Regions from separate parts of the Homo sapiens genome. Here region 1 is linked to region 2. Evidence: read pairs that join two places in POLR2A ChIA-PET (ENCODE). Cell type or tissue: Caco-2. All regions are shown on one strand.

Region 1 (2,500 bases), 99 kb after region 2:
ACAGGTACATCACATGGCCACAGCAGGAGCAAGAGTGAGAGGGAGGGTGCCACGCTTTTAAACAACCAGATCTTGCAAGAATTTACTCACTATTGCAAGGACAGTAGCAACCAATTATGAAAAATTTGCCCCCATGATCCAATGAGCTCCCACTAGGCCCTACCTCAAACACTGCAGATTACTACAATTCAACGTGAGATTTGAGCAGGCACACATGTCCAAACTATATCAACTCAAGAACCTAAGAAATCTACCTGGTGCTCTATTCTACTGTGGCTAAGCTGGCACCCCACCCAAAAGATAAAGTCCTTCCCTCTCTTCTCTCCCCTTTCCACAAACAGAGATGTCTCTCCTCATGGCCACGACGACTACTGAACCAAAGAGAGTACTGTCTGAGGTCCAATGTTCACTCAAGGGCCAAGGCCACTTTGGCCAGCCTGTGGTGAATGCTGTCAGTCCTGAGTCTCTCCCTTCAGGGCAGTAAGAAAATGGAATCCAGGAGCCAAACTCTGGAATCAGGGACCCTAGGAGCCCACTTGATGCTCTGCCCCACTGTGGTCAAACTGGAACCCAAGCTGCAAGCCAAAGTCCCCTTTACTCTCACCTCTCCTTTCCTGAAGCAGAAGGATTCTCTCCCTGTAGCCACCACAGCTGGGAATGTACTGGGTCACACCTGAAACCATCACAGCTCTGAGTCTCACCCAATACCCACAGCAAGTACTGCCTGGCTACAGCTGCTGATTATTCAGGGCCCTAGGTCCCTTTGGTCAGCATGTCATGAATTCTGCCAGGACGGGGTCCTTCTCTTCAAGGTGACAGGCTCTCTTCTGGCCCAGGGTGTGTTCAGAAATGTTATCTGTGAGCTAGGGCCTGGAATGGGGACCTCAAGACTCTGCCTGGTGCCCTATCCTATTGTATGTCTGAGCTGGTATCCAAGCAGCAAGACAAAGTTCTCTTTCTTGTCTCCTCTCTTCTTCATAAGCGGAAGGAAGGAGTCTTTCCTGGAGCTGTGAGCTGTGCTGCCTGGGGTTGGGGGAAGGGAAGCACAAGCAGTCCCTTAGCTGCCCCAGCGGATGTCTCACTAGGTTGTATGTATCCCAAGTCCACTGACTCTGAGCCCGGCACAGCACCAGGACTTGCAAAGGAACTGCAGTCCTTGTGGCCTAGACTACCTTTGAAGTTTATTTAGAACCACAGAGCACTCTAATCCATGATGACAAGGCTTGCCGGAACTCAGGTTCCAAACACTGGGATGGATGATTCTTCCCTGTCTAGGGTTCATCTAAATGCTCCCTCTGCGGGATTTGGCTGAGTTCTGTTCTTTGTCGGTTTCCACTGTGACAGGGCAGCACTGATTTTCAATGCAAAGTCCTATAATCACTGCAATCTCCCTTCTGCAAGCACATAGACTCTCTCTTCATGCCATGTGACTGCTGCCATGGATGAGGGAGAGCTGGTATAGGTGATAGAATATTGCCTTTACTACCCTCTTCTGTGCCTCTTTCTGTGATACAACCCAAAAACCAGGTACTACGATCATGCACCTAATTTTTCACTCTTATGAAGGTGCTTTTCTAGTGTGGACAGTTGTTCAATTTGATGTTCCTGCAACAGGGATAATTACTGGAGGCTTCTGTTTGGCGATTTTTCTCCACCTCCTCCACAATAAACTTCGAGACTCATTTTCCCTCAAATATATGGTGACCATATAAAATGACTAGATATTTTTAAAATGTATGGTGTATCATTAAATATAGGAATCAGAAATCATGATATATTATAATCCAAGAAATGGCAAACATGTTTTAATATAGAAAAGCAACATTCATTTAAAAGAAAAGCTTGAGTAGTGCATGTACAAACATATGCACATAGTTTTTTGTTGTTGTTGCATGGCAATAATGAATGGTCCATAGGAAGCATATTAGTATTTTTCAACTCCCAAGATTTATAACGTTTATCAAAGTTCAATAAGTGGCCTGTGAAATATAAGCTTTAAAGCCAGAATCCAAACAGAACCAATTACCCCCTCAAATGTGTAAGACTTCAGCTGTCACTGTTTTCACTATCTCATCACCTTTACCACAAGTACATCCATCGCTATTGTCCTCTAGTTCTCATGCTAACTTTCTGAATGGGTACCCTCAGCATCTGTGAAGCTGTAGAAACCCTACTGGCCTAGTTTACCTACTTGCCTCAGTAACTAGATCTGCTTTCCTCCAAATTCTGGTATTCCTTACTAGACTCAGCTGCAAAGCCTGACACTGCATGGTGTCACGGTGTGTATAAATCTTAGGCACTAATATAGTAGTTTCCATTGGAGAATGAAGTGAGGCAAGGTCTGACAAAATTATACAGTTTTTATCCCCCTAAAACTAATGTGTTCATTCTCCTCTTTACAGCACCTTCTTTCCCAACACGAAGTATGCTGACATCTTGGGCTAGGAAAGAAGCCAAGGAGAGCATGTCATGTATCATTTTCAAAAATTCCCACTAATTG
Region 2 (2,500 bases):
CATCTGCTCTCAGATCTATTCCCCACATTTCTTCTGTACTTTCTGTATTAGAGGGATATACATTTCCCAACACCACTTGCCCTCCTAATTGTTCATTTGGAGGCAATGGCAGAATATTGGAAGGTGGGAGGAAGAGAAAAGCCAAGGTCTTTTTTCTTCTCCAACTACCTTGGGTGGCATTTCTAGAGCAGATGTATCTCTGCTGTGGCTTCTGTTTTCTCTGGATAGCTAGCTCCCTCTTCAACAATCCAATTTTCTGCCTGGCAGTCCTAACTTTAGTTTAATCTCTGTTAGAAAGCCCCAGCTTCTGAGCTCTGGTAATATCACTTTTTCTGTATTGTTTCTCCAGCTCTAGGGATATTAGCAGCTTCCTTACGTTACTAGTGCTTTGAGTTGCCTCTCCATCCCCTGCGCTGCGTCTCAGTTTTCTACTACCTGCTTAGCCAATTCCTTATATTACGTTTCCTCTCTTTAAATCACAGTGATTTTGTTTTTCTGACAAGACTCGCACAAAACCTGGAAAATCCCTCATCAACATCCAATAAATATTTATTCAATACCTACTATGAGCTGACTTCTGCTTTATGCATTATAGGTGTACAGATGACAAGAAATGATTTCTTCCCTCAAGGCGTTTACTGGAGATACAGGCATGCAAAAATAAAGTCATTACCATACAATTTGGCAAGTGTTTTAATAGAAGTGTTAAAAAGGCTGAGAAGTGGCCTGGCACTGTGGCTCATGCCTCTAATCCCAGTACTTTGGGAGGCCTTAGCAGTCGGATCATGAGGTCAACAGATCAAGCCCATCCTAGCCAACACGGTGAAACCCCATCTCTACTAAAAATACAAAAATTAGCTGGGCATGGTGGCCCTTGCCTGTAGTGCCAGCTACTTGGGAGGCTGAGGCAGGACAATCGCTTGAACCCACGGGGCAGAGGATGCAGTAAGCTGAGATCGCGCCACTGCACTCCAGACTGGCAACAGAGTGAGACTCCGTCTCCAAAAAAAAAAAAAAAAAAAAAAAACACACAAATGGCTGAGAACTGCCTCTGCAAGGTTAGATAACCAGAAAGACAAGGTGGTTAGTAGCACGGTGGCAGGTAACATGGGAATGGGAAAAAGAAAGGTATCTAAAGAGAATCTTAGGCAGAGAAAACAGTAGGTACAAAGAAACAGAAGCTTAAGAAAGCACAGAGCATTTGGAGATCAAAGAGTGGTTAATTTAAGCTAAAGCATAGGGCAGTGCGGAACAAAGTTCAGACTTTAGCAGACAGTGAACTGTTTGCTATTAGTCTGTAAGAAGAAAAGAGTTTTCACCAGAGTATAAATCAACTGAGTCACTGAACAAACGATTTGATCTTATTTTGCTTTTAATTGCCGAACTTTCTTGACAAAGGAAGGAGTACATTGATTTATATTCTGGCTCAAGCTTCTTATCTCAATTGTGGACTGGTACTAAAAAGTTTGCAGATTATTTGGAGTAGCACTGGTATTTTTTTTAAAAAAGGAGCAGAGGAGAAGGGAGTGAAGCTGGAGAGGTAGGCAGCTAAAGATCACAAAAGAATTTCTACGCCATGCATTTCAAGATTTATGGGCAGGGGAATAATCTAATTAAAACTGCATTTTAAGATATCCCTCGGGAGGCTGTAAAAAGCATGGATAAGAGAGGTGAGATCAGAGGCAGAGAAATCAGTTAAAAATTTCATACAGAAAAATTTCAGTTTTAACTAGAGTGAAGGCAGCAAGGATGTAGAAAAAAATAACAAACTAAAGAGAATTTAACAGGTACATTTGGAGGGATTTAGTGATGTGGCAGATATCAAGACCACTGTGAATGGCTGCACAGGTTGCTCACTGCACAAGTTCAGGATGTACCATTCTTAGAGACTATGATGTGAATGACCCTCTCTAGAGTTATACGATCTAAACTCCAAAACTATATTTTAGATTCCAGTCAGAAATCCAGGAATACATAGCCTATAAGCATTTGAATTATACAGGGATGAACATCAGGAGAGAGGGAGAGGTAGAAATATCAATTTGTGAATCAAAAATATAGGTGATGATAAAGATTATAAATGATATTTCCCCAAAAAATAAAGCATCATAAGAAGAAAATAAAATCACAATTTGAGTCTTATGTAGACTGACATTAAAGGGCAGGAATAGAAGACAGGGAAGATATACTCTGAAAGAAAACAGGAGAGAACAATGTCCCAGAAACTGCAGGAGAGAAAAATTTCAAGAAGGGACTAATCATTTCTGTCAAGCACAAGACAAAGGTCAAAAAGGGAAAAGAACTGAAGAGTGACCTTTGGAGCTGGCAATTAAGGAGCTCTCTGGCGACCTTGCTGAGAGCAGTTTCAGTGCTCGATGTAGAGTATGAGAGGGTAAAGGAAAGAATCAGGAGTCCGTAAGGGAATACAGATAGTTCAGGTCTTCTGATTAAAAACTGACTTTTATTTGCACTCAACTATGCTTCTCCTTTTAGATGAATA

What was found. Peaks named below come from ENCODE experiments on the same cell type or tissue, not always from the same donor. Only the 100,000 strongest peaks of a DNase experiment are listed, where the experiment ranks them.
Region 1: POLR2A ChIA-PET joins it to region 2 with 12 read pairs; 2 of 35 experiments call an interaction of 5 or more read pairs at or near these places.

What each region holds. Positions count from the first base shown.
Region 1 is chrX:32,633,776-32,636,275 of GRCh38, forward strand. The region is part of intron 11 of DMD (dystrophin); the gene reads right to left. Among named protein-coding and RNA genes, the nearest start is that of MIR548F5, 6.5 kb to the right of the region's middle. In Caco-2, no CTCF peak of the experiment used is centred here; no DNase peak of the experiment used is centred here.
Region 2 is chrX:32,535,262-32,537,761 of GRCh38, forward strand. The region is part of intron 17 of DMD (dystrophin); the gene reads right to left. Among named protein-coding and RNA genes, the nearest start is that of MIR3915, 47 kb to the right of the region's middle. In Caco-2, no CTCF peak of the experiment used is centred here; a DNase peak (open chromatin) is centred at 1,140.